Regions from separate parts of the Homo sapiens genome. Here regions 1, 2, 3 and 5 are each linked to region 4. Evidence: chromatin contacts called from ENCODE Hi-C or POLR2A ChIA-PET data. All regions are on one chromosome and are shown on one strand. The core of a region is the stretch at or near the end of the contact, and the rest is flanking DNA. Distances in the headings are between cores, read along the strand shown.

Region 1 (2,700 bases), core at 124-2,623, 820 kb before region 4:
TTTCTGTCAGAAAGTTGAATAGACGCTAAAAAAGGCACCAGTAACCAGATATTTAAAGTCAGTTTGGAGAGCACAAATTAATTCTGTACGCTTAGTAAGACACGACTGAAGACCTTTCCACAGGGAACCTAAAGAGGCATTAAGGGAAGATGAGCCGTCCAGCATCAGGAGACGTAACAGGTTGAATGAAGGATCTTTCTTCACAGTCATTTTGTCACGGGAATTACTATCTAAAGCAACGCTGGCTTCAAACTGATTTTGCATCAGTCGCCCATCAGCTTGTTTAAAATGGCTGCCAAGGCCCCAGCATGGAGATCCGGATTCAGGTGGTCTGGGGCAGAGCTCAAGGAATCTTTAAGAAGCCCCTTCAAGTGACTCTGGTGCACAAAGAGAACTCCTAGTATACAGGACTCCAAATATGTGTGTCATGCTGGAGCTTCATGACCAGGTTGTCACCGCTTCAACCTGTTAGAACTTTCCATCCAAACCTGTCTTACTCCAAAGTGCCTTTGTACTTCCGGAAGCAGGGATCCCTGTCGTGGGGATTACTCCGAAGAGGGAAATAGCTGCTTCCCACTCCGGGAATTTAAGACAAAGGCGAATATCACTGCTGCATCATGTCGGCTGCTCCTAATTCTGCCCTTACGCTGTGCTTTGTAATCTCTAACCCGCCGACTCGGCAGGAGAAAAATTTAATTCGGTCACAGAAGCACTACACAGGACCCTAGGCCTTATCACTTTCCCAGGGTGGAGGAAACACCAGGTCGGGGAGAAAAGCAAGACCAGGACTGGAAGGTCCTCTGCTAGTACGCCCTCCCCTCAACCTCCCGACCTTCCTCGCCGCCTCTCTTCCTGTGACCTTGTCGTGACTCCGTGACCGGAGCGCTCGCTCTCCTATCCCGCCTCGCCTGCCGCTTAGCCCGCTCTTCAGAATGTTCCAAGCTCCGGGGAAGCTCCCGCTCCTCGCTCCCCGCCGTCGGGCCCAGTCAACACCCTCCTGGCCCCCGTCTCTCATTACCACCCCATCAGCGAGTCTTCCCCGCTCGGCAACTCACTCCACAAGCTTCTGCTCCATCTCCTCGCTGGCTCCGTCTCCCCTCACCCGAAGGACCCTAGGCCTCGGCTCCCGACTCCTCTCATCCGCCCATGCTCGAGGCCGGGCCTGAGCCCCGGCAACTCCACCTCTCCTCCCTCATTCGAGACACGGACTCCCAGCCCCCACCCCCAAAGTCCTTTCGGCCTGGCCAAGCGCTGCCCCACTTCTTCCCGCCCCGCGGCCCGAGTCCCTGGCTCGCAGTCCCCCGGCTTGTTTCGCTTACCTAGAGCGAGAAAACCTCTCACACCCCAACCGGCTTCCGATCCCTGCAGGCGCACCCAGTCCTCCCGGCTTCTCCCCACCCACAGCCGTCCCAGCCAATCAGAGGCCAGCGGCCGCAAAAGGACGCGTGCGTGTGCGCGGCGGGTGGGGCAGTGCAGAGCGGGTCCTGGATTGGCTGGGCCGGTGAGTGCTGGCCCACTACCCCGGCTCTAGCGTACTGGCGGAGACAGACGTGAGAGCTCGGCGCCTGGGGTTCGCGCCCGGGCACTTGAGGGGCTTTGGCTCCTGGCCCAAGGACTCCTCAGATTTCTCCTGCCCTTTTCCCCTCGGGCAGCGGAGGCGAGCACCGCGAACGCCGTGTCCCGAGCGCCGCCGCCTGCGGACGCCTCACGGGCCGGGAAGGGATGCGGGTGAGGGGTTTCGGCTGCGGGTGAGGTTGTGTTCCCCGACCCACCCGGGTCCGACTGCTTGTTCTCGCCGTTCAGTAACGAGATGCAGACAGACTGGGAAAGAACGGAGTTTATTTCTGCAACAGGTTACAGGGAGAAGGTCGGAGTAACTCACCAGACCAACTCAAAATTATTAATACAAGTTTTTCTAGTGCTTAAATACATTCAGTGCATTTACAAGTCGAAAGCCAAAGTGTTTCACTCAAGCCAATCTTTAACGGTAATAGGGTCAGGTGTCTAGACAATTGCTTCAGAGCCTTGGAAATAATCTAAAGTGGGTCCTGGTACAAGGTGTGCAAGAACAACTCCATTATTTTAATTAAACTCTAGGGGTTGAAAAAGCTCAGGCGGGATCCTAATGGACTTGTCTTTACATTCTAGCCTTTCTCCTAAGGCACCAGTTTCTCCAATGTTTAACTTATACATGCATCAGAATGACAGTGAGGCGTTGGTGAGAGCTGCTCTGGTTGCTAATGGAGATCTGGCCTGCCACAGTGGGAGCAGAGCTTGCCCAGTGCGCCGGGACGACTGCGGGCTCCATCCATTCCGCTCCCAGGGCGGTTGTCGGCCAGGACCGTGAGCTGTCAGGTCCCCCGCGGGATCCTTCCTGGAGCTTACACTATAGTAGGAGGCAGCCAGTACTTGCAAGCACGGGGTCGCGGGAACTACGACCTCACCCAGGCCAGGCGACCTTTCTCTCAAGAAGGAGATGTCAGAGGCCCCTCGTGACAGCGAGCTTCCGGGGACAGGGCTCCTAATGTGTTTGTCAAGTAAATAATGAGTAATAATCCGGCCAATTGGTGGGTCAACGAAAAAAGTCAAACTCTAAGATATTTGAAGAGATTTATTCTGAACCAAATGTGAGTGACCGTGGCCCCTGACACAGCCCTCAGGAGGTCCTGAGAACATGTGCCCAAGGTGGTCCAGGCACAC
Region 2 (2,700 bases), core at 93-2,592, 600 kb before region 4:
TGTGTAGTAGGCTGAAAAATTATCCCCAAATGCTGTGCATGTTATCTCATTTAGAAAAAGGATCTTTGCAGATCTGATTTAGGATCTTGAGATGGGGAACTTACTGTGGATTACCCAGGTGGACCCTAAATGCCATCACAAATATGCATCTAAGTAAGAGGCAGAGGGAGATTTGACACAAACAAAAGAGGAGACCATGGAGGCGGAGACTGGAGTGATGTGACTACAAGACAAGGAATGCCGACAGCCACCAAAAGCTGGAAGAGGCAAGGAACAGATTCTCCCCTAGAGCCTTTGGAGGTAGCACGGCCCTGCTGACACCTTGATTTTGACCCGGTGAAACTGATGTGGAACTTCTGGCCTCCAGAACTGTGAGGGAATACATTTATGTTGTTTTAAGCCAGCAAGTCAGTGGTAATCTGTTATGGCAGCTACAGGAAACTAATATACTGTGACATATGCATATGTTATAATGCAAAGAAAAGCAACAGCCTGAGAAGATGCACACCCTAATTGCTAACTGTGGCTTCCTCTGGGGAGGAGAAGGAGATGTTCGATTTTGCCCTGATTTATTTGGTATATGGGTTTTTAACAGTGCATATCTATGCATGTAGTACCTGTGTGTTTTCTAAAATAGCAATATAGACCAAATTAAAAGCATATCTAATTGGGACAGAAATTTAGGATCTCACTTCAGAAAAATCATCAGATAAATGTATCTTAGGGGGTGACAAGGCATCATTTGTTTTATAGAAAAGAGGCTCAGACCTACTGAGCACTGTTAGTTGCAATGATATTGAATGCCTCTCAAGAGGGAGATTGGCTTATTTACCCACTGACTTTTGTCCCTTATTGCTTGAGGGCTGTCACCAGATGTGTTAATTTCCCCTGAGCTTCCTGGCACAGCAGGCAAGAAAGCAGGAGTGATCAGGTCCTTGAGGTGGGGACCGGCAGTACACAGGAGGATTGTCTGCTGTGGGGGCAGCTGGAGTCAATCGGGGGCCACGGGGACATAACGTGGGTGTGTTCACTATATTCTCTTATTTTCTGGTTTTTTATGCTCTGGTGTCTGGTGCCTTGTGGACTTAGGGAAGGACTGCCCCTCCGAGGGTTAGCTAATTCTTAAGAAGAGAGAGTAATCAACTGGCCTGTGAGCATACCTTTCGTGTGCAAACCAACCAATTCTGAGTCTATATCACCCATCTTCTTTTATCAGCTTTCTGTCTGTCCTCTGCTCTATCACCTATAGCCCAGAGCCTGCTGAAATTATTCAATTTCAGTTAGCTTAACTTTCTTTGCTCATTCCGTACTGTGAAAACCACAGTAAAGGCTTCAGCTGCATTTGCTCTCGCAATTTGCCTGCCCATCTCAGCTCCTGTGGCCCTGTGTGGCATGCCGTACTTCCTGTTTCTAGCTGACTGTGAATATATCAAAAACTTATTTCATGGCAATTATTTTTGTGTCTCTGTGTCTTACCAAACACTGCAGGTGCAGTGTTTGCTTGAAACAAACTCTGGGTACATTTTAAAATAATGGGGCACAAAAAGCATCTGCTGTGTTGGGTAGTGGGTGGGGGTGGCTGGCTTTCCAAACAGAAAAGAGCCTTGGAGATTGGAGGAGCCCTCTTCACCAGCAGACGTGCAGTGCCACAGGCCAGGGAACAGTGTTTCCACCTCCCTGATAACCCCTCTTATCTGACAGCTCATTTTGCAGAGAGCTTCTCACGTGCCAGGCACTGTGATAGTCTGGAGATGCAATTGTGAGCCCATGTCCTGCCTGCATGGATCAACCCATCCATTGAGCGACAGACATTAAATGATCAAATCCAGTACAGAGTGAAAAGGGGTGTGCTTGGGAAGGAACAGTGTGTTATGGGAGCACACGGCGAGGACATCCAATTCATTGAGGAGTCTCAGGGGAAGGCTTCCTGGGGGAGGTGGTGTCTAAGCTGAGACCTGAGCAATGGAAACAGGAGGAGGGGTCTATTTCAGGCAGAAGGATCAACACATATAAAGGTGTGGAGACAGAGTGGGTCTGGCACTGTCCAGAATTGAAAGAAGTTTAGCATGGCTAGAGCACTTCCGGCATTTAGGTGTTCTCTAAGGAGACTTTGAAGGATATGATCCAGTTTGTGGCAAGTGGCCTGCAGAGGAGCAGGAGTGGGAGCAAAGGGGGCTGTTGCACGTGTCCTGGTAAAGAAGAGGGTGCCTGGGCTCAGTCACAGAGGGTCTAATGAGAAACGGATTGGTTCAAGAGCTGTTTAGGAGGAAAAATTTGCAAGACTTAGATGTATGGGGCAGAGGAAAGGTGGAATGAAGGTCAGGCCCAGATTTCTGGCTTGGGTATCTGGGTGGACAGTGCTACCTTTTAGCCAGATTGGAAACAGAAGGATGGGAATCCATAGGAGAGAGGATGAGATGGTGAATAAATTAGAAAGTGGAGAACTGCTAGGTGACCCTGTGGTCCCTCCCTCTCTCCTTCACTCTTAGAAGTCTAACTGGGATAGGTGGATCACCTCACTTCCTGGTCCATGTCACTCCAAAGGGCTTCAAGGGTGGTCTTTCCAGAAGAATGCGGCTAAGTGATCAGCCTGGAGGCTGCACTCGATTCACACAAAGCTGGTGAATAAATCTTGTGGAAGTGTGCAGCAGGAACAAAATTCTTGGAATTCTCAGGTCTGTTTGGGTGCTGTGGCTCCTG
Region 3 (2,856 bases), core at 151-2,650, 850 kb before region 4:
AATGTACCACACCAATGCAATGTGTAAGATGTTAACAACAGAGGAAATGGGAATACGGAATACATAAAGGAACTGTTTTTTGTTTAATGCTTCTAAAAATCTGCTTTAAGTCTATTTTCTTTTAAAAGTAAAGGCTAAGCCGGGCGTGGTGGCTCATGCGTGTAATCCCAAAACTTTGGGAGGCTGAGGTGGGTGGATCACCTGAGGTCAGGAGTTTGAGACCAGCCTGGCCAACATGGTGAAACCCCATCTCTACTAAAAATACCAAAATTAGCCAGGCATGGTGGCGGGCGCCTGTAATCCCAGCTACTCGAGCCCAAGGCAGGAGAATCGCTTGAACCTGGGAGGCAGAGGTTGCAATGAGCCAAGATCGCGCTACTGCACTCCAGCCTGGGCGATAGAGCGAGACTCCGTCAAAAAAAAAAAAAAAAAAAAAAAGTAATAATAAAAAAAATAAAGTAAAGGCTAGAGCTGCATGGAAAGAACTCTTGGCTCAGGTAGGACTTAGAGCCAGGGAGTAGGAAGAGTGGCATGCACTCTGGAGTCCTATGAGGAAGCAAGATCCCACAGGATATGGGACCATAGGTGACAGGGACCAGTGAGGAAGGATTGAGACCCCTTGCCCCATCGGCCTGCCACTTTTTTCATTGTTTTTCTCTTCCCCTCTCCTTCTCTTTCTTCTTTTCTTTTACTGTGTTCTTTTCGAGTATTCTCAACAACAGTCTAGGGGCCTGGAGGTGTGGGGAGGCCGCCCACGGATGCCTAGTTTGGCGCTCTGTGCACTGCTAGCATCTTCGTAGGGATGGGTTTGGGATGGGAGCGGGGTGATGCTCTGGTTCTCAGGGCTGGACTCCGGGCTTGGAGGGGAACTCCCTCTTGCGAGTCCCCAGTCCTGTGGGGGCTGGGCCTGGAAGGGGAACTGGGAGATGCGGAAGTGCACGCCGTCGGGTCGCATCTTTCAGTGCGGTGCGAGAGGGCCCAGTGGCAGAGGCCCAGCAAACAGCGCTTGTCAGGCGGACCTGAGTTCGAGTTCTGACTGTGCCATCTACGCTATGACTTTGGGGCAGGCGACCCACCCTCTGCGCCTCATTAACCCATGTACTGCATGGAAAATAAGCGTCTGCCTGGGTTAGAAGAGGGCTGTGTGTGAAGATTCAAAGGACGAAGGGGAAGAGTCCTCGCTGGGCGCCCAGCACGCGGTGAGCGCCCGGCCAGTGGCAGCGCGCTCGGGCTGGGGTTGCGCTCGGGCTCGGTTCCGCGCCCCCGGCAGCTGCGGGCTTTCCCAGCTCCGGCCCGGGCCCTTCCGCTCTCCCCGGCACTTACAGCGGTCTCTCTCCACTTCTCCCTTCTAGGACCGCGGCGGCTAGGTCACCTCCTCCGGACGCCGACACGCGCTGCCCTGGCAACCGTCACCAGGGAAACAAGCGACGTCACTTGCGCGTTTTCAACGCTACTCTACGGGGGCCGAGGGGGCGCCAAGAGTTCTGAAAGTGACAGAGGCGCTGATGGCGCGCTGGGCTGGATCCAAGCGAGCACGATCTCGAGTGCGCTGGAGATTTTAAATCTTCTGGAGTATATTTTTAAAAAAGTTTTGTGGACCAAACGTTCTGCACAGAGATGCCCATTCCGCTCTCCTGTTGGGGAGTTAAAAAGCGAACGATCTCACCATGAAATTTAAAGTAGCCATTCAGATATATTTGAAAAATGTAAAACAGTGTGGGGAAAGGCCATGTTATGATGGTGAGTGAAGGAAGCAGGACGCAATATAGCAATGCTAAATAAATAAAGTTGTGTTTATTTCAAACTAGGCACTAAAACAAGACCGAAATAGAAATATTAAAAGTGGTTATATTTGGGTGGTGGAATAGCAGTGCTGTGTTTTTATTTTTACACTTTAGAGAATTTTTAAAATAATGAACATCGTTTATTTTCATAAAGGAAAATACTTGTTTTTTTTTTTTTAAATGGCACCTTCCAATGTAAGACACTACTATATTTCAGGGCAATATGGGGGTGGGAGGCAAATTTCTAGGAAAGATGATTCAAGGGAGATTTCTTTCTATCTATCTATCTATCTAATCTATCTATCTATCTATGATAGAGTCTCGCTGTGTCGCCCAGGCTGGAGTGCAGTGGTGCGATCTCAGCTCATTGCAACCTCCATTTCCCAGGTTCAAGCGATTCTCCTGCCTCAGCCTCCTGAGTAGCTGGGATTACAGGCACCCGCCACCACACCTGGCTAATTTTTTTATTTTTAGTGGAGACGGGGTTTCACCATGTTGACCAGGCTGGTCTTGAACTCCTGACCTCAGGTGATCCGCCCACCTTGGCCTCCTAAAGTGCCGGGATTACAGGCGTGAGCCACAGCTCCTGCCCAAATATTTATCCAGGACTTCATAATTTGAAAACCTTGGCAGTTGTTTTTCTATTTTTTTTCCTCATAAGGTGAATGAATACCCATCCCATAGACATGCATACATAAGATACGGCACTAGACTGCCATCAGCACTGCAGGTATAAACCCGAAGTTTCCTGATAAAGGAAAAATGGATCTTTCCCGTTGGTCTCCAATTGCTGCCTGGTGAGCTGAGGGTGGGAGACGTATAATATACAGGTGGCAGCAAAGAGAGACAGGATAAAGAGTAGGATTCAGGTAGATGTGAGCCTCAAAGGATTAGGGTTTTTTTTAAATGGTGTGTGTAGTGGGGAGTATCATTCGTTTGCCTCATGACCACGATGGGACTATGTGGCATAGGAAAAGGAATAGCCAGGTCTACTTAGAGGGCTTCTGGAAAGCATGGATCCTAGCAGAAAGCCAGGTTTTCATTAAAATAAGAACATGCTGTGAGAAAATTA
Region 4 (2,728 bases), core at 19-2,518:
CGACAGAGCAAGACTCCGTCTCAAAAAAAACAAAAAGAAAAAAGTTTCAGTGGGTTTAAGTGCATTTACACACTTCAATTTATCAAGACTTTTCTATGCCCTTCCATTATTTTAGATCTTTCAAATTTCATTCATCTGCAACTCTACGATTCTTTCAGCAACAGCTGTTCAGAACAGATGATTTACTTTCCATAGCGAATTTTAAACTGTTTATCATGCAGAATGGGCCCTTAGAAAACATCTAGTCCTCTAGATTTGTATGACTTTAAATTAAAAGTAGACACTACAAAGTGGATTTAACCGCTTTAAACCCCACAGGATTAGATTTAAACTCCGCAGGATTTAAGGCAATATGATACAACTGTGTCTTGAGTCTGAATAAACCTCAGCTGCACTTTTTAAGTCTGGGATCTCCATACACCGTCCTGCTGGAATATAAGGTTTTACAGAAGGCAGCGCACACCAATGCTGGTGCTGTGAAGGCACCCACAAAATCAGACGCTGCCTATAGGGGAGAACCCCATTCCATCCACGTTTCTCAGGTGTCCCAGGCACTAGCCAGACAGGTATCTATTATTTAAACTGTACAGTATGTCCCAGTCAAAAGCCTGGAAACTCAGTCACCTCGATGTGAGCATTATCCTGCAAGCCCGCTCCGGCCAAACCTGCTTGGAGACAGCCTAGTCCGCCCTGATCCCCGGACTGCCCGGGAAGCAAGAACCCCGGGACCCGCGAGCTGACCCTTCTAAAAACCACCCTTCACTCCGCTCCGCCGACCACCCCACTCACTGCCTCCTTCCCCAAAGCGCTGAGGCCCCCAACATCCTCCATCCTGACTTCACCAGCCCCAAATTTCCGCCTCACCGCCTTTCTCTCAGGACTCAAACCCTCGCCCCAGACCCATAATCCCCTCCACAAACCTCTCCCCTCCCCTGCGACCGCCGCTCCCCGCAACACCTTCACTCGTCCCTGCCCCCACAGCCCCCGCGCCCATCCTGGTCCCACTTCCCATCCCCAGGGGTGCTGGCACCGGGAGGCGGCCCGGGAACGCAGGGCGGCGACCAGGCGGAGCTCCTGGAGCCTGCAGCGGCCGGGGCTCTGTGGCTGCAAGGGGCCGGGCTCTGCTGCGGACAGCTGGGGGGTCCGAGGTGCCCTCCCCGACTCACCAGCCGCCGCAGCGCTCCACGTCTTCGGAGGCGGGTCCGAGAGCCGGCGAGAACCGGAGGCCGGGCGAAAGAGTGCTCGGTGCGGGGGGCGGGCCAGGCCAGTGGGGCGGGCGCCGCCGAGCGCTGGGCGTGGCGGACGCGGCGGGGCCTAGATGCGGTCACACGCAGGGGGGCGGGGCCGCGGCGGGAGAGGCGGGGCCTCACTGGGCGGTAGCTCCGGGAGGGGCGGAACTGCGGTGGGAGGGGCGGGGCCTCACTGGGCGATCGTAGTGGACGAGAACCTAGACTGGAACCGGTCCGAAGAAAAAAAGGCAGCCCTCATTGGGCTGTCGCCTGGAACAGGAGACCAGGCCGGGAGAAAGGGAGGGGCGTGCCTAACGTACTGTACCACCCATCGAAATCCGGACGGCAGCGGGAGAGGCGCGGCCGAGAAGGCAGAGGCCTGGTTGGGCTGTCACTCCGAGCCGGGGCGGCATGTGGCTGGGCTCTCCAACCGCGAGCGGTCGGGGCAGGGGAAAGGAATACGCCCCTTCACATTTCCCTCTTCCATCTCTTAAAGACCAGAACCTAATTTTCTGGTCACTTTCAGGTATAAGAACAAGTCTCATTTTAACTGTAGCTCACTTTCAAGTTGTGAAAAACGCAGATCCTTTTATAATTAAAACCTAACATCCAACCACAGCCAAATCCCAAAACCCTTGCTCCTCCTAGAAATCGCCAGACACCTTTCCACCTCCAGGCTCAGAGTCTGCCCCAGCCATTCCTTCTGCCCAGAAAGCTCTTCCCTCGGTTGGCTGCTTGGCTCACTTCCTCACCTCCCTCAGTGTTTGCTGGGCTCTCACTTTCTCCCTGAGGCCCTTTCTGACCATCCTACTTAATACCTGTTCTCATCTGCTCCTCACCCCACCATTTCCTTACCTGCTCTCCTATTTCTTCTGTCCACCACACTTTTTGACTTTTTGTTGTTGTTGTTTTGAGATAGAGCCTCGCAATGTCACCCAGGCTGGAGTGCAGTGGCGCAGTCTCGGCTCACTGCAACCTCCGCCTCCCGGGTTCAAGCGATTCTCCTGCCTCAGCCTCCTGAGTAGCTGGGATTACAGGCGCGCACCATCATGCCCAGCTAATTTTTGTATTTTTTGTAGAGACAGGGTTTCACTATGTTGGCCAGGCTGGTCTAGAACTCCTGACCTCAGGTGATCCGCCTGCCTCGGTTTCCCAAAGTGCTGGGATTACAGGCGTGAGCCACCGCGCCCTGCCGGCTTTAAGTGTTTTTAGTTACCCAGGGTCTACCACAGTCTGAAAATAGGTGAGGCCAGAACAATAAGATATTTGGAGAGAGAGAGAGAGACCATATTCACCTTTTATTACAGTCTATTTTTATAATTGTTCTATTTTATTATTATTCATTGTTGTTAATCCCTTACTGTACCTAATTTATAAATGAAACTTTATCATAGTATGTATGTATGTGTAGGAAAAAACATAGTATACATAGAGTTTTATACTATCCTCAGTTTCAAGCATCCACTGTGGATCTTGGAATGTATCTCCCACAGATAATG
Region 5 (2,820 bases), core at 79-2,578, 520 kb before region 4:
GACTGCTGATATTTGCCACACACTTACTGTTAGACATACTGGGCTGAGGACTTGCCTGGCACTATTTCATCCCCACTGCAACCCCGTGATAAAGGCACTGTACTTTCATCTCCACTTCACAGAGAAAGAAACAGAGGCTAAGAGAGGATAAGTGACTTGCTTAAACGCACACCGCTAGTAGCCGAGAACCAAGATTTGAAGGCGGGGCACATATTGTAGTAAACATTTGGTGAATGAAACCTCCTCTGTCTATGCTCTTAGCTACTAAGTCCTATCAAGCTCGCCCCATAACCCTGAAGTCATCCTTTTCCACGCGGAGCCTTGCTTCTCCCAAGAGTACGCTCTAAGTGTTGGCTGGCAATAAAGTAGGCAGACACTGGTCGCCCTGCACCTGGTGCAAGACTCTGGCCTGACGGTCACATACTTTAGCAGAGAGTTCCCATCAGTGAGCTGGAGACGGGTTCCTAAACACACACATGGAGTCAGGAGTTCACTGGGTTCCTTCTTCAGAGGCTACTCTGGCACTGCCAAGCAGGCCGTGGCAAGCTCTTACCACCGGACACACATGGTAGGTGCCCTACTGGCCCCCAAAGCGCCCAGGAATCAGCTGCAGGCCTGCCGGGGTTCTGCCTTCAAAGGCAGTTGGGGAGGCCCAGGCCCGCTCCGCGCACCTCGCGTGGCTCCCCACCACCCCCGCCAAATGTGCACCACCCATCACCTCCCAAAGCAAAAGGGCCTGAGGACCCGACGCCAGTGCCTGCCACGAGCTGAGGGCTCGAACTGGCAAGCCCCAGGGCGTTGCCCAGGTCCCCGGCCCCCGGCCCCCGACCCCCAATCCCCGGCCCCCGACCCTGAGGGTCCACCCCCGCCCCGCCCACCTCCCGCGCCTCCCTCAGCTCGCTTCACACGTCACCCCTCAGTTCTGCAAACTCTCCTGGATCCCGAAGGCGTCCTAGAACCTCCCCCTCACCCCGGGGCCCAGCACCGCGTCGTCCCCTCCAGGGGGCCGAGGGTTCGACACCTCCACTTCAAGTCCCAGGCGGGTGTCGGAGTCCGCTCCAGCCCCAAGCGCGCGCGCGTCTTACCTGAAGCCTGGACTCCGCGGGACGAAGCCACCTCCGCCGACGCGTCCAGGAGGCCCCACGGCGGCGCCGCTTTCCCACCCCGCCGCCGCCCCCAGCGCCAGCTTCTGGCCCAGGAGGCCCAGAAGGCCCAGGCAGCCAGCACAGGTTTGGCCGCGCCGCCGGGTTCGCAGCGACCGCCACCTCCAGGCTCGCAGGTGTCCGCCGTGCGCCTGCCCGGCGGGCGAGCCCGGCGCGGAGCCTGTGCGCCTGCGCAGAGCCGCGAGTTCGGTTGCCCTGGCCCCGGCCACAACCTTGGCTCGCGGAATCCTGGGAGGTGTAGTTTTGCGTACGAGGACAGCCCGCGCCGCCACCAGCCTGCGGAATGTTGGGAGTGATAATTTGCGCCGAGAGGCTGAGTTTTACTTAGTGTTAGGATTACACAGTTATGGCAGTTCTGATAATAAATTTAAATGCAAGTTTAACCAACAACCAAATGTCATTGTAAAGTCAAGGTAATTAATACGTTTACATGCTTTTAAAAATTGTAATGCTACAGAGAACTTACAAAAGCACCAGTCCTCTGCGGCACCATTCCATTAACCAGCTGTCACCTTATCCCACCGTCCAGTCCTGGCTGTCCAGTCCTCAAGGGCAGCTACTTATGGCTGTGGCATCTGGCATTCCCGCGGATTCTCCGAATATACATATGCCCCTATTTCTTGAGTTATGAATTTTAGATCTTTTGACTTCTTTTTTAGATCTCTTGACTTTTTTTGAACTTAAGTCATCTAGAGATGCACCTACCACCACCAACTCCACCTCCATAGAGTTATAAGATTTCTACCTATCAAATTGGGAAAGCCCTGACTTTAATTTATGATTATTTTAAATTAGCCCAAATGTTAAGGTATTAAGTTGGTAAATTTTTGCAGGGCAATTTGTCAATACAGCCAAAAACCTTTAAAAACATGTAGTCAAAAGCCTCTAACCAAGAAATTCTAATAATTGTGGATGACTGCAAAGGCTGAATAGTGTTGTTTAGATGATAATAAACTGAAAGGCTGAAGTGGTGATATTACTTTCAGAGAGAGTAGAATTGACAGCAAGGAAAATTACCAAGAATAAAAAAGGGATAATTATATAATGATAAAAGGTTCAATTCACCAAGAAGACATAATTCTAAATGTGGATACACCTAACGACATAGCCTTAACATAAATAAATCAAATGATAGAACCATAATTAGAAATAGACAACTCTGCAACTGTAATTGGAAACTTCAGCATCCCTCTCTCAACAACTGATAGAACACTAGACAGAAAGTCAGCAAGGATATAGAAAAGATCAACACTAATACCATCCTAATCTAATTGATATTTACATAATACTTCACCCACCAACAGAATACACATTCTTTTCAAGCAACCTTGGTATATATATTAAGATAAACTGTATCCTGGATCATAAGTTTTTAAATATACAGAAGACATTAATATATATTTTACCAAAGTAGTTATACAGATGGCAAATAAGGACAGATGTTCATCACTAGCCATAAAGGAAATGCAAATTAAGACTATGCTGAGATATCACCATACACCTATTTAAAACAGCTTAAAAAGGCAGGGCGCGGTGGCTCATGCCTGTAATGCCAGCACTTTGGGAGGCCATGGCTGGCGAATCACGAGGTCAGGAGTTCAAGACCAGCCTGGCCAACATGGTGAAACCTCGTCTCTACTAAAAATACAAAAATTAG

Evidence for each region. A loop is a pair of places that touch in the nucleus more often than their neighbours do. ChIA-PET counts read pairs that join two places held with the same protein, here RNA polymerase II (POLR2A). Pooled maps may share reads with other maps.
Region 1: a loop to region 4 is called in a map of CD8-positive, alpha-beta T cell, with 7 times the contacts of the local background. The contact joins the promoter of HIGD1A here to the promoter of ANO10 in region 4. A Hi-C loop is called at or near these places in 4 of 168 maps with a recorded cell type or tissue (CD8-positive, alpha-beta T cell and naive thymus-derived CD4-positive, alpha-beta T cell), 5 of 37 single-sample maps with no recorded cell type and 20 of 50 pooled maps. POLR2A ChIA-PET finds 5 or more read pairs at or near these places in 2 of 52 experiments (GM12878 and PC-9).
Region 2: a map of CD8-positive, alpha-beta T cell shows a loop between it and region 4 (5-fold over the local background). The contact joins the enhancer-like site here to the promoter of ANO10 in region 4. A Hi-C loop is called at or near these places in 1 of 168 maps with a recorded cell type or tissue (CD8-positive, alpha-beta T cell) and 2 of 50 pooled maps. POLR2A ChIA-PET finds 5 or more read pairs at or near these places in 1 of 52 experiments (activated T-cell).
Region 3: a loop to region 4 is called in a pooled map, with 9 times the contacts of the local background. The contact joins the promoter of CCDC13 here to the promoter of ANO10 in region 4. A Hi-C loop is called at or near these places in 12 of 50 pooled maps.
Region 5: a loop to region 4 is called in a map of CD8-positive, alpha-beta T cell, with 8 times the contacts of the local background. The contact joins the promoter of POMGNT2 here to the promoter of ANO10 in region 4. A Hi-C loop is called at or near these places in 4 of 168 maps with a recorded cell type or tissue (B cell, CD4-positive, alpha-beta T cell, CD8-positive, alpha-beta T cell and 1 more) and 14 of 50 pooled maps. POLR2A ChIA-PET finds 5 or more read pairs at or near these places in 1 of 52 experiments (naive thymus-derived CD8-positive, alpha-beta T cell).

Annotation. Positions count from the first base shown.
Region 1 is chr3:42,803,117-42,805,816 of GRCh38, forward strand. HIGD1A (HIG1 hypoxia inducible domain family member 1A) reads right to left here and starts at 1,374. Exons shown (of 4, transcript NM_014056.4): 1 at 1,320-1,374. RefSeq lists a silencer at 1,330-1,549 and an enhancer at 2,411-2,700.
Region 2 is chr3:43,023,014-43,025,713 of GRCh38, forward strand. All of the region lies in intron 1 of GASK1A (golgi associated kinase 1A), which reads left to right. Among named protein-coding and RNA genes, the nearest start is that of GASK1A, 45 kb to the left of the region's middle. Within about 2 kb of position 1,343, at least 3 of the 41 ENCODE cell types and tissues checked have a DNase peak (open chromatin) inside an H3K27ac peak, as active enhancers do; they include CD8-positive, alpha-beta T cell, where a contact is called at or near this core.
Region 3 is chr3:42,771,853-42,774,708 of GRCh38, forward strand. It overlaps CCDC13 (coiled-coil domain containing 13), which reads right to left and starts at 1,401. Exons shown (of 16, transcript NM_144719.4): 1 at 1,324-1,401. CCDC13-AS2 (CCDC13 antisense RNA 2) reads left to right here. Exons shown (of 2, transcript NR_122070.1): 2 at 1,353-1,783. RefSeq lists a silencer at 1,122-1,281 and an enhancer at 1,412-1,581.
Region 4 is chr3:43,620,743-43,623,470 of GRCh38, forward strand. ANO10 (anoctamin 10) reads right to left here and starts at 1,269. Exons shown (of 13, transcript NM_018075.5): 1 at 1,167-1,269. RefSeq lists a silencer at 983-1,482 and enhancers at 1,538-2,190, 2,191-2,728.
Region 5 is chr3:43,104,751-43,107,570 of GRCh38, forward strand. It overlaps POMGNT2 (protein O-linked mannose N-acetylglucosaminyltransferase 2 (beta 1,4-)), which reads right to left and starts at 1,329. Exons shown (of 2, transcript NM_032806.6): 1 at 1,086-1,329. RefSeq lists a silencer at 1,097-1,416.